2 separate regions of the Homo sapiens genome follow, and region 2 is linked to region 1. Evidence: chromatin loops called from intact Hi-C (ENCODE). Cell type or tissue: prostate gland. All regions are shown on one strand. Each heading gives the region's core, and the rest is flanking DNA. Links, peaks and the distances in the headings are about the cores only.

The links. A loop is a pair of places that touch in the nucleus more often than their neighbours do. Peaks named below come from ENCODE experiments on the same cell type or tissue, not always from the same donor. Only the 100,000 strongest peaks of a DNase experiment are listed, where the experiment ranks them.
Region 2: it touches region 1 in a loop (2.4-fold over the local background); 10 of 110 quality-filtered maps call a loop at or near these places.

What each region holds. Positions count from the first base shown.
Region 1 is chr4:185,650,351-185,663,294 of GRCh38, reverse strand. It overlaps SORBS2 (sorbin and SH3 domain containing 2), which reads left to right. Exons shown (of 27, transcript NM_001395207.1): 8 at 1,053-1,191; 9 at 5,699-5,871; 10 at 10,567-10,633; 11 at 11,467-11,511. Among named protein-coding and RNA genes, the nearest start is that of SORBS2-AS1, 69 kb to the right of the region's middle. RefSeq lists a silencer at 11,666-11,960. In prostate gland, for the core only: a CTCF peak has its summit at 6,539; DNase peaks (open chromatin) are centred at 6,614, 7,893 and 8,741; H3K4me3 peaks cover 1,298 bases; H3K27ac peaks cover 6,408 bases.
Region 2 is chr4:185,807,448-185,820,391 of GRCh38, reverse strand. SORBS2 (sorbin and SH3 domain containing 2) reads left to right here and starts at 8,198. Exons shown (of 27, transcript NM_001395207.1): 1 at 8,198-8,728. In prostate gland, for the core only: no CTCF peak of the experiment used is centred there; DNase peaks (open chromatin) are centred at 8,131 and 8,611; H3K4me3 peaks cover 3,204 bases; H3K27ac peaks cover 3,355 bases.

The DNA of each region.
Region 1 (12,944 bases), core at 3,000-10,999:
GTGGAATAGAAGTTTGTTTTGTTTTAAAATAAGTAGAAAAGTTTCACAAATTATGCTTCTTTATCTGTGTGCCTATGTGTGTTGTGTGTATTTAGCTATAATTTTAACTAAACGTTCTTACTAATGTTTGATCTTATTTGCATGCATTGTGTGCGCCCTGTAATGATCAGTACTGTGCTGTGGGTAGACAGGCATGCTTAATAGTCCTGAGCTCGATATCTGTGAACTAAGCCGATTCAGTTCCATCAGAATAGATACCTATTGAACATCTACTCTGTCATCAGCACTAGGCTGCATGTTATACAAAATATTAAAGAAGCATATATATGACCATCTTCAACAAGAAGCTTGAGATACCATTGGGGATATAAAATAGTCAGATACGGAACAATCGAAACAATGAATAATTAAGAAATCAAACAGAGATTCATGAAGTGCTCAATGAGGCTGAAGTAGGGAGAAGCCAGTGGTTGAACATGTCTCTCTGATCCTTTACCAGGTATTTGATCCTTCTAGAATAGGTTGCTTCATGATATATACATCCAAACAACTAGGTTCCTTATGTTATTCACCAGCTCTGGAAACATTCATTCACTAGAAGATATCCCTGACTAAGTCTGAGAACCAATCCCTTGCCTCATGTCAAAGGACATCCACGTCAATGCTGCATGCGGAACAGCACCACCGTGTTCTGATTGCTGATGTTACGACTGTCAGAGCAAAGTCGTCCTCCACATTTACTTGGTACTGACTCCTACTGATACCATTTGGCACCTCTGTTGGCAGAGTGGCATGCCCACTAGTCAGCCACTTTCATTCTTCCTAACCACTCCCTGGACCCTCAGATACACAAGAGAGTGATTTTCAGAAATAAGGGAATAGAGAGAAGGCAAAGAATGTAGCATGCCCTCTGACATCAGTTTTCAAAATAAATAAGAGCTTGGCAGCTGATTACTCTCATGTGATTGGAAGTCTTTTATTATCACCTAATGGAATGATGTTTACAGGGAACTATGTGCTAATTTAACTCGATGCCTTTGCGCTTTTCTCAGAGCCAGATAACAGTGAATGGAAACTCAGGAGGTGCCGTGAGTCCCATGAGTTACTATCAGAGGCCGTTTTCCCCCTCGGCATATTCTCTCCCAGCCTCACTCAACTCCAGCATTGTCATGCAGCACGGCACATCCCTCGGTAAGTAATTTACTCACCGTGATTTCCATGGCAACCTCAATGCGGCAAGTACAACCACAGGAGAAAGATATGCGGCATCAAGGTGAGGCGGGAGCGCTCAGCACTCATGACCCTATCCCCAGGGAGAAACTGGGGCAGAGGACCCAACATGGGAGGAAATGGGCACCATGCTATTCCAAGACCATGTCTCCACCTGTGTCTGAGCCTGGTGTGGGCACTTAGATGTCTGAGGTGGTGGAGTAGAAAGAAAAAGAAAATGGCTACTTAGGGCAAGGGGGTTTGTGCCACTGGAGGACATGAATGCAGGTTTTCCACTAGGGCAGCTTGTTCGGACTTGGAAGAGCTTCCACCATGGACTATTTCCTGGGGTCTATATAAGGGAGAATCGTTTGACAGTTAAAACAGTGTAACAGGAGGACAGGCTGTCCCACATAGCAGGGACGCAGTCATCTACTGGCTCACACAAGGAGAAAACCACCATTCAAACCAAGGCTGGAAGACCTGCAGTCAGGGATATGGTAGCAGGAAGCCACACAAGAGAAACTTAAGTGTTCCCTTAAATGAAGGTTCTGTCATTGTATAGAGCAATCGTTCTCAACCCTCTGAGGACTAGGAATTCAGTGAAAGATAGAGCTCTCCTCCAGAAAACAAATGGACATACGGACGTTCATAAAAAATTGTAAGCAGATAATTTCCTGGGGCTCATGGACTTTTTGTGGCCTCCTGTGAAAGAAGCTTTGCTGTACAGTGATAGAAATGCTCTTACATGGTCAAGTATGTTCAGATAGTTCAGAAAATAATGTGATAAATACTTTTTTTTTTTTTTTCAAGATGGAGTCTCACTCTGTCGCCCAGGCTGGAGTGCAATGGGGCGATCTCGGCTCACTGCAACCTCTGCCTCCTGGGTTCCAGTGATGCTCCTGCCTCAGCCTCCTGAGTAGCTGGGATTACAGGTGCCCGCCACCGCACCCAGCTAATTTTGTATTTTTAGTACAGACAGGGGGTTTCACCATGTTGGCCAGGTTGGTCTCGAACTCCTGACCTCAGGTGATCCACCTGCCTCGACCTCCCTAAGTGCTGGGATTACAGGCATGAGCCACCGTGCCCGGCCCATAAATATTTCTTAGTTTGTAAAAATGTAACTTAAAAACCTAAAATATCAAAAAAAATACGAAATTGAACTATCATAGGAATTCAGGCTGTACAAGTTTCCATGATGTCGACTCACTAGGAAGCTTCTAGGACAGCAGGGAGCAGAGGGGAATTCTCAGGACAGCAGCACCATCCTGCACCTCCCAGAAAAGGAGAGGCCTGGTCCTCTGGCCACAGGGGCCAGCAACAGGGGGAAAGAAACTAAAACCCAGGACTTGAACCACCATGTCTTCTTTGACACAGACAGTGCACCTCCTTCCCCAGCACTGATTCAGTATTGAGAGGCTATGATGCTGTTCGTTTATTCAGGGATGTTTTATGTCACCATCCAGCATGTGCATGGTGGAACTCAGCTTCTGAGGTCAACCAAAGCTCTATAACTATAAAACTTTAAAGGTAGCCGCGGGACTTATTAAAGTCTAAATATATCTGTGCCTTCGCTGATGCTATGCCTGAGGATCATCTGTGAATCCTACAATGATGTCCTTTTAGAGTTAAGAAAGTAAAACTGGTTTATGCCGAAATTTTGCCCTTTAACAATCAGCCCATAGTGTGGTGTTATAATGGAAGTCCATTATATCTAGATTGTTTAAAATGGAACTATGCATTTACACACATATAAAGTAAAACTCGACAAATTATTCTAGCCACAGCTTTTTCCCAAATAATTATTAACAAAGCCTGACTCTGTCTCATTGCCTGTCTTAGTGAATGCAGTTTTGTCCCTATCCCCACCCAACAACAACAACAAAAATACTTGAATGTAGATAGGCTTTGATTTTAGAATATATTGATAAGTAGATTTTACATATAAAATATTCTGCATGGGAAGAAATTCCCAATGTAAACACTGAACAAATTCCAGCTGGCCAGTGCTGTGATAAGGTTTCGGAGGAATATGTACATCTACCTTGCCCTAGATGAATTTTACACTTAGTTTAGGACAAAAGATTGCTAAGATGACAGCTAGTGGACCATATATGAGAATAATAAAATAAAGGGTTAACTTATATTGCATAAGGTATGGGTTCATAGAATGTAATGGATCAGATGTGAAGGCAGAGTTGATTCTCCTTGCTTAGAGTAGGACTTTGCACATGCTGGTGTTCAAAAAACATTCGTCGCTAATAAAAATACTAGTATCATGGAGGCCCACTCAAGTCCTTTTTGGAATTAAATAGAAAGTCAATTAGTGTCAAATATCTCACCGTGTCTTAATAAGGACTAGCTTAGCCGGGCGCGGTGGCTCACGCCTGTAATCCCAGCACTTTGGAAGGCCGAGGCGGGTGGATCACGAGGTCAGGAGATCGAGGCCAGTCTGGCCAACATGGTGAAACCCCGTCTCTACTAAAAATACAAAAAAAAAAATTAGCTGGGCGTGATGGCGGGCACCTGTAGTCCCAGCTACTCGGGAGGCTGAGGCAGGAGAACGGCGTGAACCCAGGAGGTGGAGCTTGCAGTGAGCCGAGATCGCGCCACTGCACTCCAGCCTGGGTGACTGAGCAAGACTCCGTCTCAAAAAAAATAAAGAAGTAAAAATAAGGACTAGCTTGAATGTTATTTTCACATTCAAGGGGCCAGTAGCAGGGGGAAAGAAACTACAACCCGGGACTTCAACCACCATGTCTTCTTTGACAGCAGCCAGCACACCTCCTTCCCCAGCACTGATTCAGTGTTGAAAGGCTATGATGCTGTTCGTTTATTCAGGGACATTTTATGTCACCATCCAGCACATAAACTGCACATAAAGCAGTTTTATAACTAGCCTTATCCATTCTTCATCAAAAAATGTATTAAAAATGACTTTCTGATGCAAACTAAATTGAAAATAGTCATAATCATAGTAATAGCAGTTACAAATGTTACAATGGATTTTACCTCAGAGAGATCTGAATTTTAATTACCCTTATATTGATGAGTTAAAATTTCTTAAAAAGCTTCCTTATGGCCGGCCACGGTGGCTCACGCCTGTAATCCCAGCACTTTGGGAGGCCGAGGCGGGCGGATCATGAGGTCAGGAGATCAGGACCATCCTAGCTAGCATGGTGAAACCCCGTCTCTACTAAAAATACAAAAAATTGTTTGTATTTTGTACAAAAATTTTTTGTACAGGCATGGTGGCACGCACCTGTAGTCCCAGCTACTCTGGAGGCTGAGGCAGGAGAATCGCTTGAACCCAGGAGGCTGAGGTTGAGACCACACCACTGCACTCCAGCTGGGTGACAGAGCGAGACTCCATCTCAAAAAAAAAAAAAAAAAGCTTACTTATTTTATACAAATTTTTCATGAAAAATACATTTATACATGATATATATCATATACACATAATGATATCAATGAGTCCCACCCTGAAACATGAGAATTTTTTTCATTTCCACCTTAAAGGACTTTCTGAGTGGCAGTCCTGACAAACCATGATATAAAGAGTATATACAAAGTGTCATTCTTTGTCACCAACATTTTCAAATTAATTGCAGAAAAATATAAAGGCATATTATTAATCATACCAGAGGAACGGTAATAATGATGATTTTTTTAAAATTCCTGTGTATTAGAAGTAAATGGACTATATACTGCATGTCTGTACTCTGTTGCTTCTGAAAGTATTCTAGAAGTTACTAAAAAACATGAAGAACTCGATAAGCCTCATCTAAATTATATCCTTAGGGCAGTTTTTGTCATCAAAGAGTAAAAAGTCATAGTTTTTGATATTTTAAGGTAAAAATGCACATAGGAAATCGTACTAATAATTTTACAGCATTTATTTATTCAGAAGCTTTCATGTCCAAAGGCTTGGATGTGAAGATTTTTTTAAGTGATTTTTGGTTTTGCTTCATTTTTATGAAATCACTGTTACTGACTCAACAGTCATGTCTTTGTCTGGAAATACATTTCAAAACCTATAAATAATAGTAGTAGCAGTATCACAAGAATAATATTGATGTAAATGATGACCTGAGGGAAATTACTGAACTTGTCTCAGCTCCTGCCCCTTATCTATAACACTGGTTCTTGCTCCCCCTATCCTGCCCTCCCTCAAAGATTACTGGAAGGATAAGAAGAGATAATGCATTTAGAGCACTTCCTAACTCAGAGGCCTCCACACAGTCATTTAACAAATGCCATTCTTCCCTCAGCCTTCTTCATAAAATGGTGAGGCCCTTGTTGGTATAGGTCTGTTCCCCGCACACCTACACAGTTTCCACCAGCTCAGATGGAAAGTAAATGAGTTAAAAGGGACAGTGATGGCAATATGGTCTCTGTGTTACAGTTGGCATAAATATACAACAAGACACATGAATTTATGATTCCCTGTGCAACGAATACGTTCCATGTTACCAAATTTTCTGTGCAGATTCCACAGACACATATCCCCAGCATGCGCAGTCTCTGGATGGCACCACCAGCAGCTCTATCCCCCTGTACCGATCCTCAGAGGAAGAGAAGAGAGTGACAGTCATCAAAGCCCCGCATTACCCAGGGATCGGGCCCGTGGATGAATCCGGAATCCCCACAGCAATTAGAACGGTAGGAAATGCCAGCGTGTGCGTCTGTCTGGGGCTGTGCACAGACTCCACAAAGGACGGATTGTCCACGGCTTTGTGCATTCCTAGGGTCTTATATAAGGAGGATTGCCCTCCGTGCCATCCGACTTCTCATGAATGTTATGCTGTGTGTGGCAGAGAAAGAAAGCTGTTGATGGGAGAGAATTACACAATCTGTTTTTCCATTTGAATGAAACATCATGAACATTGCGATTTTGTTAAATGGTAAAACTGTGTTGTGTGGTTTAGTTTGTTTGTTTGTTTGTTTTTCTTTTACCTTTTACCAAGGAGGCTTAGGGCAATAGAGAGAAAAGAGAAGGAACAAGACAATGGAAATTCTTTGGCTGCATTGAATTCCCACATGCATTGCGAATAAAGCAGTGATGTGTTCGTTTTTTGAAATAGATGTGTGTTAACACCGGGAGATTGGAAGCTGTGATTTGGGAGTTGGGAGGTGAGATGATTGGAGTGAAGAGAGTTAATGTCATGGAAAGGAAAAGCTGTCTGAAGAAAAATACACATTTTAATGTCCCTCTTCAGCCGTGCCTGCTGAGAGCTCTCCTGGGATGATAAGTGAAAGTGTTTGGATTTTTTTTTAAGTTTTAAAACTCTGCCAAAGCATTGCTCAGTGTATCTGGGCAGCCCCTTCCGGCAAAACGCAGCAGTAGCAGAGGCAGCTTCTGAGAGCCTGGGCAGGCAGCAGCTGGCTGACCAAGTCCACTGGAAGAGAAGGCTTGTGCCAGCCGGGAGAAGGAAGCCGGGGACAGGATGAAAGCAACAACACCTTTGCAGGTGAAGTTGGGGGCCATGCGGGGAGGGACTGCAGCTGCATATACTTTGCAGCAAGACCCATGTAAAGCTGGGGTGTGGCCAAGAGCTGCTCCCCTGGAATGCAGACCTGGGCAGCCAAGACAATAAGGGATAGAGGCAAAGAATGGGAAAGAGAGCAGGAAAAAAAAAAAAAAAGCCGTGGTAAGATTGGAAACAGTCAAAAAGAACTAACGATAAAGTGTGGGGATTTTCTTCTCTCCTTGACTTTACATTCTTATATGGGGATTATGTGTTTTATATACAGACAGAAGAGTTTAAAATGGATTATTCTCAGCATCTATATTACAATTGAAAGCCAAAAAGTAAATCTGTACAGCAGTTACTGGGGTTTTAGACTCTTTAGATTGAGGAAACGTTGAATGTGATATGACATTCTAACAATCTGTCTTGAAACTGACGATTGCCATATTTATGTGCCAAAGAAAAGTTCAGGGATTATGACCAATATTCTTCATTTTATGATGATTACATGTTTCTGGTGATGATGTTTTCTTGTTCATTTCCCTTCTAAGATTTCTGACTCAAAATGGTTAAATTTGAAACTTTCTTCTAATTATATAGGGATAGACAGTCAGACAGAAATGGTGTCATTGGTTTTGTGTAACTGGCACTTGAGGCATAGTATAGACAAAATTAAGAAAGCCCTGATTCTATGTAGTTATAGATTCTGTCTGAGAGGATTTTATCAAAGATATCTGGGTATGTTTTTAGGTCAATAAATGATATATAATGGACATGCAAGCCTGGTCCATGTTTTCTTCCTTTATAAGACATAATTTCCTTAACTAACCAGACTTTGCCTGGTTAGTTTCAAAAGGAAAAACTGAGATGCTAGAGATGGTTGATGAAAATTAAATCATCTTAAAATTTTTAAAATGTTTATCAACTGCCAAATCAAAAGCACGTTTGGGTATGCATAAGCAAACACACTAAACATTTAATGCCAGTTTCCCTTCTATAAAATAGAAAACACAATATAACCAATGCAGAAGTTCCTTATAAGGAACTGTAATTTTTATGCACAATTGTTGTCTTACTTGGACCTTTAAAACTTGACAAAGAAGGTCCAGGTCTATGAGGACTCTCCTCTTACACTGACTATACAGCCCTCCAGAGTACATCCCCATGTATAGCTGTGGTTATAAATGTCAAGTCAGGCTGTCTCTGAGCCACAGCAGGCCAAGACTCTCCAAGGTTGTTTTTCTTTCTCATGTGTAGAAAGTAATGATGATCAGATTCAGTGTATTTGCCAAAGGCGGTACTGTCACAATGTACCATGCTGCAGTATCGTTTTAGACAGCCAGCCTATGCCGAGGAAACAGAATTTTGTAAAGTCATCCAGAAACTCTAGAAAGCCAAGAGTCAACAAACAGTACTTTTGAGCTATTTTAATGCAGGGAATCAGCTCTCCAGATTGCCCTCTCTCATGTGACCTGGGACATCTATGTGAACCTTTCAGTGCTGTTCTTCAAAACAACAAAAATCGCCAGGGCTCAGCTCCCATGAGATTGTGTCATTAAGGCCAGCTAGTTAAGTGAAATACAAGATTCTTTTCTTCTACTTCCAATATAACACTTGTTTGAGTATTTTCAAAACTGAAAAGGAGAAAAAAATAGAACAGAGTCACTGTATACTGCTATGTAGAAAATATGTCCTTTTTTATCTTTTTTGAAATCTCTGCGTGTTAAATCAGTGTAGAGTTCTGATGTTTTGAAAACTGTAGGAATGTAAAAATTCAGGTCTATTTAGTCAAGGTTGTAGAAAAAACGGCATAGTGAATTGCTAGTAGCTATTTTTCATGCAAAATGATTTTACGTACAAAAGTAAACTTCCTGAAATTTGAGTAGACTATTTTCTTATTCTCAGCCTTAGGCATAGCGATCTCCATGATGGCATTTACAAAAGGAACTTTAAATGCTTAGAGTACTTCTTTTAGAAAGGGACATAGAGTTTTCGTATTTTATTTTTCCAGCTTCATATTTCCCTTTGCCAGCAGGGCATTTTCTGGCATCTTTGTGCTCACCATATAAAGCTAGCAGATGGCATCACTGTGAGATCCTACCTGATATAGGCCCTCCAGCAAGTGAAGAAAAAAAAACCTGTCTGTCAACATGTATTGCCATATACAGTGATAGGACTTACTTAGTAGGCTTCCTTGTTGCCATCAGCACGTCCAGGAAAACATTTTTGCACAACACTATGTTGTATTTTCTGTTGCTTTGGTACAGTAAAAGAAATGAGGTTTAATGAAAGAGAAATCAGTCCTTTATAAAAATAAACTTTCTTGAAAGATACATGTTTAGCAACTTTGAACCAGCAAATAATAGACCTTTGCTTCACCACTGCAATCCCTTCCACCATGTCCCGTCCTTTGACTGAATAGTCAATCAATAACCTCAACTCTTCCATGGAGAAAGAGCCGAGAATGAAGAGCTGACTCATAACGAAGTCAAGTGGCCCTTCATGTTAACCTGTATTTGGGGTGATTTTTCAGAATAATATATTCTCAGAGGTCAAAATAAATTTAGATATAGCACAAAACCCTTAATGTCCAGAGGAAAAATGCAGTGACCACATTTCTGGGGAAAAAAAGATCAGGCAATAAAATCTAACCCAAAGCTCAGTCTAGTAAGTATAAGAATGCTTTCGTATCAGTCCTAACAGAAGTTTTTAAATCGAGATCTGTCTTGGAACGTCTGGTGTGTTTAGTTACTATAAGCAGAATCATCAAGCCTGTTGCCCAGGTAGCTCTCAGAGAGTTGGGGTAAGATCTTGCCAAGCAAAATCTGTGAGTACGATTATAAAAGCATGTGTCTACTTTTACAGGTATCCAGAAAGGCAGAGCTCTATCCAATAGGCTACGTTCATTCATTATTTCATTCTACAAATATTTGCAGTTCCCTAGTGTTATTATTTATTGAGTAGTTGTTATATTCTAGGCATTGTTCTAGGTCTTGTGTATACATTGTCTCATTCGATTTCCATAACAATCCTATGATTTAGATATAATTATGTCACTTTAGAGAGGAGAAAACTGAGGCTCAAGAAGGTGACATGACTTGCCCAGATTCGTATTGCTAGGGTGTATTAAGCAGCAATTTAAGGAACCAAGATTTGAATCTTAGTTCAAGACTCTACATTAATTTCATCTTTCCACTACAGCCTACTGCTCCCCTCATGTCCGACGCCTGGATCCGTAAGGACTTCTACTCTCAAGGAACCTACAATTTTAGCCGAGCAAATGTTGTATACACTCTGTTATCATATTAGCATTTTTGAAGCAATATCTACATTCTTAAATTTTCCGTAGGACTCTGGGATGCCTACTACATTCAGTATTTTAGTAGCTTAGACTAGTAAATAGCAAATTTATTTCTCTAGAGCCACACTGATCAGAATACAATTTGAGTCAAAAATATTCCCCAGTTAATTCTGAAAACACTGTCTTACAGAACATTCAATAAAAAGCATCTAAGGATAATGATCATTATCTACCAAAAGGAGTTAAACAAATTAGTACAACAATAACTTACATTAAGTGAACTTTATATATTTGTGCAAATATCAACTCTCTAGTGCAGGGTACAGCTATAACTTGAAAAAATAAAACCATAGCATCTAATGTTCCAACTCAGCCTAAATTCAAACACAAGGCCATATGTTTACAAACTGCACACATAACTAAGTAAATTGCTGAAACTGTCATGAAGCCATAGCAAAGAGTCAGAACATTTTATCACAGAATGGGACTCTGTTATTAAGAACATAAAATAGAGAAATGAAAACACTGAGAAGCGATGTTGATTGGAAGCCAGTTTGTAACCATTGGACGCTCTCTTCATTACAGACAGTCGACCGGCCCAAGGACTGGTACAAGACGATGTTTAAGCAAATTCACATGGTGCACAAGCCGGGTATGTCTGCTGCTCTGCTTTCTGATGAGGTCCTTGTGGGTTGAAGGGACTACATTCGTCTTTTGCATCGGTTTGATTCACACACAATGTCAAGACCCCAGCAAACTCCGTGTCCCCTTTCTTTTCAGCATGCCTCCTGTTCTCCTTCTGTCACCCCTCCGGTGACAGATCCCTGTGCCTCTGCCTCCCACCTGAGCTGCCAAGAAGCCTCCCCATGGAGGACAACCAGGCACTCTGGCCTCAGCCCTCCATCCTCCCCTGTCCACAGTCTAAATTGGTGTGTTGCCTGGGTGAAAAACACATTGTTCCTCTGTCCACCCCTGTCTGCTCTCATCAGGAGAGTGAGCCTGCGCGGGTCTGCCTGAGCCTGCTCTGTAGACAGGAGACCACTAAAGCACTTAGTAAAGGAAATTTGCGATCCAGAGCAGAGAGGTTTCTGGGGAAGCGAGGACAAGGGCCTGACTTTGCATGCTACGAAGAGGGCAGCAAGACGAATATGTTACAGATAAAAAAGGGCAGTTTGCAGAGGCCTGTGGTGGCACACACCTGTAATCCCAGCTACTCAGAAGGCTAATGTGGGAGAATGATTTGAGCCCAGGGGTTGGAGGTTTGGAGGCTGCAGTAAGCAATGATCACCACTGCACTCCAGACTGGACGACAGGGTAAAACCCTGTCTCTTAAAAAAAAAGAAAAAAAGAAAGAAAATGGCATTATGAACTAGGAAAAATACGTTGCTTTTCTAACAAATTTCTGTTGTTTGTCTGAAGTTCTGCTGTCTCGTTGTCCTTTGGTGACAATCTATATTACCATAATATTTATGTTTCATTTTCTAGATGATGACACAGACATGTATAATACTCCTTATACATACAATGCAGGTAGGATGGGTTTCCTTGCTCGCAATGACTATTTTATGCTCAGCAATGTTTGGAAGAACGACACGGTCACCTTTTTTCCCCTTCTGTTTGAGCACATGTTTTCAGTTCATATATTAGGAGGAGGATTTCTTTTCTTTTCTCAGAGCGTGCATAACAAAAGGATTGACTTTTCTCATGGAAATGAGAACTAATACTGGTTTATCTCATTCATTCCCACTGTTGGTTTATTCTCAGCTTCAGGAATGTTTAACCAAAGTGTGAAGGATAGGCTGAAAGGACACACTGTAACCCAGGGTACAAAATAAGATAAAGATCTTTTATCAGCAGAGAGAATGATTACAATTGTGTAAGATCTTTCAGATACACTTCACCAAAAACAAGTCAAACAAAGTATTCTGTGACCTTGTCCCTGCCTTTTGCTCCAAAATGCAACCATTCATTGAAAGAGTTTAAAAATCCCCCTTGGCGGGGCCACTTTTCTGACTCAGAATTGCCAGTGGTCACAATAGAATGGCTTCAGTTCCAGGCACTGCCACTTGGATTGGCGAGCCTTGGTATCTCGTGCAGGGGTCTGCAGGCTGGAAGGAGGGACCCCTGACAAATGTTTTTCCCTTCATCACTTTCTCCTGAGTGTTGCCTCGGGATTCTGCCCAGGGCTCCTCTCCCTGCCCAGTCACAGGCTCAGGACAGGTGCACAACTATTTTTTTTCTTCTTTCTTTAGACCAGGCTCGGAGGCTGGCACTGCTCCCCTCCCCTTCAGCAGCTGCAACCTCACTTGGGGTCCTCTGGGCAGCCTGGGGTCGCATGATCCTCCTGTTCTGCACCCCTGGAGACCACATTCAGGCCCTTTAACTATTTGGGATTGTGCTCCTATCTCCAAAGACAAATTGATAGAGGGAAAATCAGTAGAACAAACTCAGCAAGCCCTCTGGGTTTAAGTCTTGGCTCGCCCCACTGATAGCTTCAGGCCCACAAAGATGTTTCCCTTAATTTCATCCCTGCTCCCACGCCCACCAAACTCACCTCCTTTATTTAGCTCAAAAGTTGAAGTCCGACTGTTGAATCCAAGCAAAACTGTAAGTGTAGATGTTGTCTCTTTTCATTTGCTGTGGAAATGTGCATGGACTTTCAGGAGAAGCGAACGGGTACAAATAGAATTAGCTCCAATGATTGGGTGCAGGAAAATTTAGAATTTTTATAACTGTTTTAATATTGAGGTTTGTGTCACATTAGTGATTAGTGAATGGAACAGCAGTGATATATTACTTTGTACAGCCCTACAAGCTGATCATTTGATCAGTGGACGAGTCAACTGCAGCTAGTCTCTTTGCTCTCTACTAACCGTGCAAGCCATGGCTTCACACCTTGCACTTTTCTGCCTTTTTTTCTATACCATCCCTGCTCCCCTCTTGCCCTGCTCACCGAAACTCAT
Region 2 (12,944 bases), core at 3,233-11,232, 160 kb before region 1:
GTGCCAATTTAAATTAAAGGGGAGGGGAGGACATCAGCCGGGAAGGAAAGCAGGAGGCAGAAGCGAAAAGGCCTCCTGCTGGCTGTTCACACAGCGCCGCGCTGTCCAGGTGAGGTTGCAGGGAGCCTGCGATAAGTTCCCACTGATGACACTAGTGCCTGTTTCTCCTTTGCTGAAGCCCACGGCCCTCACCGTCTGGACCATTCTTTTGATGAACACATGCATTTGTGTTGCTTTTTGACGCTCTGGTCCACGTCCAGCTGATGTTTCCCACGGTATTGGAAGGTCCCGGAGGTCCGTGCCCACCCAGTGCCGCACCATAAATCAAAGATACAAAATTCAAGATAATACCTAATACCCTTTTATGCTAATTAATGGATTTAATTGCCACAACCGCCCTCAGAATTAGATAATATTATCATCCTTTCTTATGAGGAAACAGAAGCACAAAGAGGTTAGGCAATTTGCATATCACACAGCTAACAAATTGCAGAATATTTGAATCCACACCATTTATTTATTTGTTCCACAGTGAATGAACAAGTATACTTTGAGATATTGATATGAAACCAGTATAAGGAGAGATGGCAATGCTTTGAGTCTGTGCTGAGGAGTTAAGCACAGTGGCTGGATAGGCAAGGACACCCCCAGGCAGGAATGAAGGAAGGGTGCTTCCGCAACCCACCGAGTCAGCCTGGGTGATCCCTGCACTGACAGGTGACCAGCCAGGAATAAAGGCTCACTGACAATGTCCAGAAATGAGATAGTACTTTCTTTGTACCCAGGCTGACATGAGCTGGCAGAGGCAGCTTGTTGTCTATCCACTCCCTATTATCAATTTGTTTCTCAGTAGTAGAACACTGGTTTACCTGGGACCAAAAGGCGTCCGGCTGAAAAGACCACGTTTTTGAGACTTACTTATCACTCAGGATGCAATGAGATATCAGCAGAAGTGCTGGGTGGGAGGTGGGGAAAAGCTCCTTCAAAGAGGCCAACTCAAGCGGAAAATGTGCCCCTTGGCTCTCCCTCTCCTCTTCTTGCCTGGAACATGGACCTGATGGCTGGAGCACAAGTAGCCATTCTGGACCACGAGGATTCTTGAGGATAGAAACCAGTTTCAAAAGATGACAGAACAGAGGGTAGGAGCTAGAGTCCTAATAATCATGAGGCCAATTTTCTACTAGCCTAGAACTCCTTATTTCTCAATCCTTCAAGTGAGAGAAAAATATAGCTCTGTCTCTTGTAAGCCCTGTTATTTGAGCTTTCTCTCCTATGCAGCCAATCCTGATCCTGTGATAAGACTTTCTCATGTGTTACCAAAAATTGAAACACAACTTGAGTTTGCTTCCAATTGTTGGAAGCAAACCATGTCTTTAATGAAGGAAAGATATAGGAAAGAGTCCACATGCCAAGAGAATAATGGGTCCTTCAAGATGCAGGTCAGGTATCAGCTCTCAGATAAATTTTTTAAAATCTACCTTTATGCCTATAGGAAAGTTGGTTGTGGAATGATTTGTCATGCTACTTTAAACCTCACAAGGAATGTTTCTTTTCTTTTTTTTTTTTGAGACAGAGTCTCGCTCTGTCACCCAGGCTGGAGTGCAGTGGCACGATCTCGGCTCACTGCAACCTCCGCCTCCTGGGTTCATGCCATTCTCCTGCCTCAGCCTCCCAAGTAGCTGGGACTACAGGCGCCCACCACCAGGCCCAGCTAATTTTTTGTATTTTTAGTAGAGATAGGGTTTCACCGTGTTAGCCAGGATGGTCTCGATCTCCTGACCTCTCACAAGGAATGTTTCAAATAGTCTTCCTTTGATGCAGGAAATGTCCAGAAGAATGTTCTCAGTTCAAGGCAATGATCTGGCAATTAGGATGCCAGAGTCTGACTTTTAAAAATATAGGCTGCTGGGCACGGTGGCTCATGCCTGTAATCCCAGCACTTTGGGAGGGCAAGGCAGGTGGATCACAAGGTCAGGAGATGGAGACCATCCTGGCTAACATGGTGAAACTCCGTTTCTACTAAAAATACAAAAAATTAGCCTGGTGTGGTGGCGGACACCTGTAATCCCAGCTACTCGGGAGGCTGAGGCAGGAGAATCGCTTGAACCCAGGAGGCGGAGATTGCAGTGAGCCAAGATTGTGCCATTGCACTCCAGCCTGGACGACAGAGCGAGACTCCATCTCAAAAACAAACAAACAAACAAACACATAGGCACTGAATTCTGACCTGGGTAGGCTTAGTAAAATAATTACCATTCTGGGTTATAGCTCCCATCCAATATTCTGCAAGCACGCATAGTTTATTTTTCCTACCTGCACGTGCTGTCACTGTCAGGCCTTTAACTGAACATCTACTATTTCCAGTGCGGATTGGGGATTTTTATTTTTCAACAGTATTTTCCACTTGTTGTTGGACCGTTGGATCCTAAAACGTGTACCTGATTGTATTAATACATCACTTGGGCCCATCTTATTATCTTGACCAATGAATCTTACTGAACATGTATTTCAGAAGCACTTCTAGAAGACACAAGGTGACCCTCTAATTTTCACTTCTTTTGAGATTTGCACATTTGGCAGCTGAGGGCTTTAGCATGATCTTCTTCAGAGTTTACGGAAGCTGCCCAGTTTCACCCAGCACCTTCTAATTTGTTTCAGTGGCTCAGGTGAAACCAGAAGCATTTGTTTTAAAATCCTTCTTGCCAGGTTTTGTTTGCTGAGCCTGGTGCGTTTCGTTACTAATTCAACAATGCCGTGACGGCAGAGCCCAGTGCTTTTTCTGCACTGGGTAGGGTGGCACGTTGCCCGGAAGTACCTGGGGGCCACTGCTGCCACAGGACACAATGCTAAGTGGGAAAGGTCATGGGAGCTACACTCTATTAATGTGGTCAGAGTGCCTCTCCAAGAACAAAGTGTGGCCCCTCACAGGAGCATGAAAGCAGCCAGCCCTCTCTTTCCAGGTCGCTTTTTAAGCTTATCATTATGAAGTATAAACAGTCAAATTCCTTGGGAGCAAGTGCAGCCTTTTCTGTATTGCTTGCAGAATCTCTCCCCACTGCAGGTTTAATAAAAGCCAGGAGTACTTTTCTCTAGCTACAGCAAGATGTATTTATATGTTTGGGACTGGTTAACAGGGCTGTGGGAGGGGGTTAATTGTGGGTGGTTTTTTTTTTCTTTTGTTATTATTGGATAACACCATTATTTTTTCCCCACCTGGTACTGACACATATTAACACACATTTTACGATAAAGTAGTTCCTGTAAGCTGCTGCAATCATAGTCATTTGCAAACCCAAAGCTTGATAAACCTGAAATATTTAAAACAATGTTGTTATTATTAGCCAGTAAAGACCGGGCTCTCCAGACTTAGGACTAGCTGAAACTTCTTCCTGTACCTCTTGCCACATTTTCCTTATTCCTCTTAACCTAGAGAGTATACAGAATTTCTAGGGGGTTCTAGGAACAACTAATGGGCTACACACAGTGTTTTTGTGTTAATAGGTTTGGCTTTCTCTCCAGTTTGTTGAACGGTTTTTTATTGCTGATGTTTACGTTCTTATCATTTGCTCTCTGGCAAGGTTTTGTTCTTCTATAATCATTTTCTCATTTTAAATTCATTTGATAAGTGAATTTCCAAAAACCCTCAACTCTGCTGGGTTTGTTTTGGTTTTGGGCACCTCTGATTTATAAAAGTCATTCTGGATACTGATCAGGGTCATACTTCTTCAGGGGATATGAACGCATTTGATTAGTAGCCTGTGGGTCAGTCTGCTTTCCAGCATATATTTCTTGGGGTTGGAATCATAGAAATAAATCCAATTTGTTTGACTGAGATACTTCAATCCTCCTCCTAAGTCAGTTGTCACATTTCCCATCAATGTCCTATTTTGACATTGTTCACGTCATTGTGAGAGTAACTAAATATGCAAGGTTTTGGAATAACCTTTGGGATATTCTATTTTATTTGTTTTAGGAATTAGAAAATTCAATCTAAGCTTTACAAAAGTCTTTGCTACCTCATAAACCATGCTTCAATTCCAGTCTCTAAGTTAAGTCATATGACGTGTTTCTTTGTTGTGCCAGGGACCAGATCCTTTGGTGGGTCCCAGCTGTGGAGTCTGCAGCAGAAGATGTGACTAGAGAAGAACCTATTGCTTCAAGCAGTGATGATTTTGTTGAATTAAGGAAACAGACTAATAAGGATTTCAAAATACGAACCAGAGGATAAATGGTTTAAGATCAGAATACAGGGAAGCAGTAAATGTAGGGAAATAGCAAACTTGTTTCAAGAAAGTGCAAAATGTTTCCAATACTCTCTACCAGAGTAGCCTCCTCAGAGTAACAGTAATGGTAGTAATCACTTTAGTTACTCCATAACTTATTAACTTCTTTAGTTTCAACTCTGATAAATAGTTATGTCTTCATCAACTAATCTTAACCTTAACTCTGTGTCTATTCTAAACACTATTTTTATTCTCATTTTATTTCATTTTTTAAAACTTTGTATCTTGAAAACAAATCAAACTTATAGAAAAGTGCAAAGAATAGTAAAATAAACTGAAAATATTCTCATTTAAGATTCATCAGGTGTTAGCATTTTGCACATTTGTGTTTGCCTTCCATAGATGATACACAGATGATAGATAGGTAGATTGATTGATGTGTAGGTGTGCATACGGTATAACTTAAAATAGAAGCTAGATAGATAGATAGCTCTCTCTCTCTCTCCATATATATGTGTGTGCGTATACTATTAGAGCATATATATGTGTGTGTATATGTATTCTTTGATGATAATATATTTGTTTGAAAATCCTTCTAAACAAATATTTGTCTTAGAAAATCATATTATGGTGTGGTATTCTACGCTTTCATACTGAACATAATTTCTGAATGGAGATTTTCACACACATTCTGTATTTTCATTTCATAATAAAAACCAAAACAACTAGCAGTGTGAATTATAGGGTTCCCTTTATATGTTAGTGGATATCTTAATAACCTTTAATAATATAACAAATTTAATTATAATGTTTAAATATATATAAAAAATACCTTTATGACCACGTTGTTTAAAATTCCACACTAAGACAACAATCTCAATAGAGAAAACAGGCAAAAGCTATGAACAGAAAATTTACAGAAGAGGGAACCCTGAAAACCATCAACAATGAAAAGATGTTCAATTTGTCAGTAATTAGAGAAACACACATTCAAACAATAATGGGCCATTACTCTGCACCTATTATATTAGCAAAATTTTAAAACTAGATAATGCCAAGTGTCCTTGTCATAGCTGATTGGACCAAGGCACAGGGCAGCCCATGTATAAAGCTGCTGGCCACATAGGTGGTATCTCACTTGACTCAGAAAGATGGGCTGGAAAAATCAGATTTGTCTCTTGGAAATCTGTATCTAGCACATTTTAAAACAAACACGTTTGGAAGGAGAATAAACGTCAGGGACCTGGGCTAGGGCAGGGCCTGAGGTCAGAGCAATGCCAATGGGCCTCAGTGCACCAAGTTACAAGGGAGGGGCTTCGAGCAGGCGAAGGAGCCAAGAGCCTTGGAAGAACAGACTGGCAGCAGAGTGATGTGTGAAGGCCAGTAGAGATGCCGGGAGACGTGCCACGGGGCAAAGAGGGGAAAGGGATTCATCTCAGTTCCTGCCAGCTTCCCAGTTCCGGTTCAGTGCAAACTGGGGGACTTCCAGTTCTCTTTGGAGGAGCAGGAATTGGAGGTATAGGGGAGGAGGAGATACAAGAAGAAGGATGAAGGCCTTTGAAATTCCAAAGGAAAATGACTTCAGATATTTGTTTGTTTGTTTGTTTGTTTGTTTTGCTACTAAAAACAGAGACAGAGTCTCCCTCTGTTGCCAAGCTGGAATGCAGTCATGTGATCACAGCTCACTGCAGCCTCGACCTCCCAGGCTCAAACATTCCTCCTTCCTCAGCCTCCCGAGTAGCTGGGACCACAGGCGTGCACCACCATGCCTGGCTAATTGTTTGTTTGTTTGATTTTTTTTTTTTTTGTAGAGATGCAGTCTGTTGCCTAGACTGGTCTCAAATCCTGGGCTCAAGTGATCCACCTGCCTCAGCCTCCCAAAGTGCTGGGAATAAAGGTGTGAGCCACGGCCAGAGATTCTTATGCCTTGCCAACCAATCAATCAAGTGTGAGGGTATAAAGACATTTTCAGAGATACAATGAAAAGAAAAGCCACCCTAAAACATCAAGTGCACCTAGAGTTTTCTTGATATCCTTTTGTAACATGCCAGCATTTTGTCAAAATCACTGAAGTTCTTCTGAAGTGATGAGTCAACAAATGTGTGATGTTGAAAAGTAAATTAAAACACAGATTTCACACCAGCCAGTCATCAGTCCCTATTCATACAGTGTCGTAGGTCCTCATTTAGAGGCATTGAGAAATTAGAATATTCCAAGCATGGAGGGCAAAGAAGACATGGACCAGATTGGCTTCCAGAGAGTTGATAGAACAGTCTGGGAGTCAGACATAAAAGGAGAACTGCTAAGAAGTCCCAGGGCGTGACAAGGCCTGTAATAGCAGAGGTGGACCCCGGTACAGGGGAGTCGCAGAAGAGGTCGCTCAGACCCCACCTGGGAGAGTCATGAGTGAGGTGGTCCATTTGGGCCAGGTGTTGGAAGATAAAAGAGGAGGCAGATTGGGATGGAGGTTAAAGGTGCTGGGGCGAGGAGCAGTCAGATTGAGAAGGTTTTTAATAGTAGCAGCATCTGCAGGGCAAGGAAATGGTGTGTAATGCAGGATTCTGAAACGTGGGCAGTGAATAGTAGAATGGGAGGCTGAGGGCGAAGGCAGGGGCACGCTCAGCAACAGCAAATGCAAAATAACTTCAGGGAAGGGAACTTCAGTGAGAAAAGGTAGGCTGGCTGGAGGCGATCTGAAGCGGTGAGGACTCTCCCAAGCAGGAAAGCGCCACCCACTTGTCCTCCATGGATACGCTGACCCTGGGTGGCTCAGACCTACCTAATGTGAATCCGGTTGGGGAGGAAGGGGAGCGGGCATCCCCAAATCTACATCCACAGGATTCCTATGCAGTCAAAATTTGGGAATTAATACTGAAGGCAGGAGTGTTAACATGGGTAGGGAAACGCAATACTGACGGAATCCTAAATCAATGACTACTTAGCAAATAGAACATCTATATTTACAAGTCCAAAGTGTTAACATAACTATTTGAAACAGATTGCTAGAAACAAAAATAAATGGGACAGTGCCTTGGAAATATATCAGATAGAATATGACTGGTGATAGAGTCCTGAAAAAGAAGAAAAGCCTGGGGGTTCTGCAGAAGATTTACGTTGTTCATGGCATTAATCATGGTAGATTCCCAGAGGAGGTGAAATGTTATGGACGGGTGGAATGTGATCCATTTTACTGAGGAAGTAAAACTATTCTTGCCTTGAAGGTAATGTTTAAAGTCAAAGAATTTTTAATTAGGTGCGGATTTTTTAAAAAGAATTTTTAATTTACAAATAAGATTGAGTTAAAGAATCATTTTCTGCCGTAGAAGCAATAGGATTTTTTAAAAATTCTATTTTAAATTGCATAAAAAGCATCTTAAAGTAATCAGATAAGTTGAGCCATAAGTAAATGGATATTTAAAGATCTTATTAAAATAGTCTACCTGATTTAGTTATTATTCTGACCCTATATAGCAATTCACAGGGTTTTGTTTCAATTAAGTGGCTCTAAGATTATCATTTAAAAACAAAAAGTGTAACTCTCCCGTTTGCAGCTCTCTGCACTCATTCTATGACTGGAAGGTGGGGCTTGTTTTGACAATGCTTCCAGTTAGGGTCTCTTAAGTGATTTGCATGTTATTAACCTGGATAGCCACTAATAGGGCTTCACTTCCTCGATTTCATACATAGCCCCGGCTCATATAAAAAAGAGTTCTTCAGGAGAGCAGAAAAATCGGAGCACTTGCACTATCGGTGAAATGTGTAGAAAGATAACAGAAGCTACCCTCCTCAAAAAAATGATGAGTTTGATGAAAAGAAATTAACAAGCTGTGTGAGTGTGCTGCACATGATCAGCCATGCTTGCTAAGTCTGTCTGTTGGTTGTTGCTATGGCTACGAAAAGCCAGTGGAACCCAATGAGCTGTCTGCAGCAGAGCTGAGAGGACCAGCCATTTTACTTATGGAAAACAGTGTGGCATATTCTGCTGAGCTTCGCCCTGGAAGAAGCCTCTTTTATACATCTCTTCAGGGAAGAGAGAAGCAATGGGCATGTTAGTATACAATGATCACAGCCACGCAGGCCTGCAAGCTGCCTTTTGGACAGGCTGTTGACTGCCGTTCCAATTAGCTGATTGGAGAATGTGGAATGCAGAGTGATAATGCTGCATATCTGCTATCAGGCAGCAGCAAAGGTTTTTGTCTTGGGAAGGCAAGCTTTCCCTGCAATATTATCTCAGCAGCTCCCTAGCTGCTTACCCTGAAAACGAGGGATCCAAACGGAGGGTGTTGCACTCTGCTAACGCTGGTCCTGTGCGTGGCTGTGGCATATGAGCGGCAGGTCTGAAAAAGCAGGTGTGTGCTGGGACGGGCACTGGACTGGAACGCAGGCGGACGCTCTCGGGTTTACCTGCTTCCTGTTAACAGATTGTGGGCTCCCAGGGCATATGTCTGCACGCTGAGGCCGAGGCGGAGAAGGGGCTTCCTGAGCGTCCCAGTACACTGACAGAGGTAAGCTTTTTTGACCTTTTTGAAAGCACAGCATAAAAATAACTGGGGCAAAACTTAGCCTGAAAGATTTACGTTGATTGTGTGATTTGGATTTACCAAACAAACATACACAGACACATACACACACGCATACACACACATTTCTAGAAAATAGTATCAGAGACATAGAGTTGTTTCAGTGAATTTTGGTTCTAGCAATTGGAAGATAAAAAACATGACCGATATGCTTTGGGGTTTTAAAACCAATATTTACTGTTTGAGCAGACTACGATGGCTTGTTCTGAACCGTCCTCACAGCCAACAACATTTCTCGCTTGTGAACAATGGATTCTTTCGTGACCTGCACTTTGACTTGTATTCAGAGAACTACATGAAAAAGAACTACATGAGAAGCATTTCTTTTTAAGCCTCGTAAATGATTTATTTAACTCTTAACACAGCTATGTACACACTTAAATTGAAGAATTCTGTTCTCTATGTGGGTCATAATAGCCAGTGGATTTTGTACTTGCTTACCCTGGACTGAGTGTCTTGGTGTCCTGTTTGATTTAGTTGGGGTAGTTGTAAAGCAAACAGTGTAGGTATTGGAAGCCGTTCACACCTCCTTTCCGAGTATCTGCATGCCTTGCTGGCCCAGAGCACAAGACCCCCATTGTGCTCCCCCGGCTCAGAATCCAAGGAAAGAAAGGAAGCGAAGCCTCTGCATTGAGTTCTAGGACAGCTGAGGTATGTGGCAGTAAAACTTCTTTTCTTGCACAATTTTTCTCACAAGCAGATAGGTTTCAGAGATAAAGAGTGAAACCAAAAACACCGCACACCTCATCCAAATCTGCGCTCATACTTGCAGCAAATGTTTGCTGTCAGTTGCTTCATAATAACAGCACAGACCCCGAATTGCAGGAGGAATTGCCTGGTAGTGAGTATTTCCTTGATTTATAGTCTCTTAGGAACAAAGCTGTTACTGTGGATTGAAACTGGTCAGTCAAATCAAAATCCCTGGTAAGAAAATGACGGAGTAAGGATTAGATTCTGGTTCAGCAACATTTCAGCTTTACTCAAGTCAGTTCTTTGGTTGTTTTGTTACCAAAAATGTCAGATCACTTATAATACTATTGAAAATATTTAATAAAAATGTTTGGTCAAAAACTTTGAACAAAACCCCTATCTACAAAAGATGGAATCTACTGTGAAATTTAAAATAAGTAGTAACTGAGATCTACTTCTAAGAAGTATATTTTTATTTGCTACCTTTTTCCTCCAAAATCTGGATGACATGAGTCTCTTCAGAATTTTAAGTATAATTTTCACTGATAGATATGGGCAGGAACCGCCTGTTTCAGAGATGTAGCAATGTTCATAAGCCCTAAGATAAGAGAATGCTAAAGCAGTAGGAGAATAGTTTTCCAAACTTTTGTTCTAAATGTCAAAATAGTCAAAATATAAAGATAGAGACTAAGAATCTCAGTGGAGCCAAACATGTGCAAACGTTTGGTGATAAGTGTACGCCTATGCGGGTTGTAGGGGATAAAATGGTGAGGTGACGGCCTTGTACTTCATTATGTTTAACATTCAAAGGAAAGCTAAATGAACAGACTTAGTTCTGAGTCCAATTCTATGAGCAAAAATATCAGCTAAGTAAGGGATTCTATATGAGCTGAATGAAAGGTAGAGAAAATCTCTCTCCAATTTAATTTCCTTCAAAGCTTTACACTGCCAAAGGATTTCTTAGAATTGACACAGTGCAAAGACCTGCAGCAAGCACCTGATTTCCTATTAATTTTTCTTGGGGGAGCTTTTAGAAGAATGAGGTGTAGAAATATCCAGGGCACACCCGACTGCTGTGCCTGTTGCATTGATAGTGGCACCAAGTGAGACAAGACCCTTAGCCCACGGGAGGAATGGCACACACTTTATACCTGTGCAAGTTCTTTCCTATTTTAGTAACCTTTTAAGATGACATGCTATACACAGATGACCATTTTAAGTTCAATTCTGTACAGCGCATCTCCATAGTTAATAATTCAACAATTTTGAGAACCAGGTTCAGAGACATAATCTCTATCCTTCAAGACTTTGCACTTTCGCTTATGGCTATTTTTAGACCCTTATTTTCTGCCACTTTCCAACTCTTCTGCTGGCAATATCAAATATTTTGGAATTTCCAAAACATACTATATCAGATTTTTTTTTTTTTTTTTTTTTTTTTTTGCAAATGCAGTGCCCCCTGAAGAGTCATTTCCTTTAAATCTCCCCTGCAAGGACAGCTGCTTTCATACGCCCTTCAAGTCCAGCTAGACATCCCCCCTCACTGTCCCCCACCCTGCTTGGCTACATCTGAATCTTACTTCTGACTTTCTGTCTGCTGAACCATATTGCATTTGTCCCTGTTCACAGCCTTCCAGAGCTTTGCTGGCCTCTGATTCTAAAGTACTTTGTCCAGTGTCCAGAATTTTGCATTCAGACATTGTACTGGTAACCTCAGACTTCAATATTTTCCTATTAGTTACTGTAAATATAGACTTGACCTAGAAATAGAAGTCCTAATACTGCCTTTTATCAAGGAAACTTAAAACATTTGAAAAACAACAATGAGGCTTTCATTTTTCTGATTTGAAAATATGGCTTCAGGATCCCAATTTCATAAAAGCTACAACTGTCCTATAATAAATCCAAATTTCCCGAGGGAAAATTTTACAATGTATGTTTTAAACAAAACAACTTGAATGTTTTAGTATATAAATAATACTATTTTTCTATCCATGGCTATTATAAAATGTATAGAAAATATCCCTATTACAAATTTGTTATGGAATCAGACTGTTTAAAACTAATGTTGAGTTGATGATGATTAGTAGCCGATTATAATGTAAGACACTTATGAAGTTGTTTTTCTTGCTGAAACCAGAAGAAAGTAAAGGTCGTGAACTGGAAAGAGATTAAATAATTGAAATGAAGTCTACAATGGCAGCATTTCTTTTAATGTTCCTAAGTAAACCTAAAAGGTGACTGGAAATCACTAGTTACGTTACACTAGTTATGTTACCCTACAACTTGAGTACCTGGGTAAGGGAGAGAATATTCTCTTAGAATCACTCTTGATATAGATATAGGTTTGTTTACAGAGACTTCCTACCCTCTGTTCTATATTAGATAACATTATTAGTATTTTTTAAATAAGCCTGATTTCAGTAGCCTTTTTATGAAAAAACTGCCACAATCAAAAATAAGAATGTACCCATAGTTTTATTAAGAAGTTATAAATACATAATTCCTTGTCTTTAAGATATCTGTGTTGAAAGCAAAAGTTCTAATTAATACTGTATGAATTTTTGTATATAAAGTAGAATTGATGAGGAAGTTTAAAATATCCTGATATTTGGGATTAGAAAGTAAAATATTTAGGAAATTATTTAAATTCATATTTCTTGACATTATTGCATTCATTCCAGCATTGAGTTTTCTAATAAAAGTAAGATAAATAGCAATTCTTAATTATCATGCTGTCCTTTAAAGCTTATTTTGGCTATCTTCCAGCTGATTTTAATGTACAGCATGCTATAATTAAATAATAGCTAAAGTTGGAATTGGTTCTATTCATCTTAAAGACTAATCATGTTTAATTATTTTAAATTGCATATAGTAATTAGATTTCAGAAACCATGATTTTGTAATATGCCTGTACTGTTTCTAACATTTTCTATTTTAAGTCATTTATAATATTTTTAAAGGTCTCAGTTATGTCTAACTACATGGATAGCATAATGAAATGAGTTGCACTTGTATTTTATAAAGAAGACTTGTGATATATGATTGCATTAGATAATTTTCTGGAAGTTCCTCAAACTAACAATTTAATTATGGATATGCCTGTTAAATCCTAAACTGCCACTGTCACGTGGAAAAATACAGATAAATATGTTTTCAAAATATGTTTTTCTGTATTATTTCTGAAAAACTCAAGACATGGACATGCAGTTAAAAGGAAACACTTCTGCAACTGTTGAGTTCTGAGTATTGGCAAATAAGAACTCACGTTTCAGCTTAAGTTCAATTAAGATGATATTTGCTGAATAAATGACGGGGAACCAGCAAAGACGGGTTTTTACTTTGGTGTTTGCAGCATAACAGATCCATATGGAACTCCACCACACTTCACTGCACCTTGGTCTTCAAAACGGAAATATACTAGTTTACCAAGTAGGAATTTTGGCCAAAA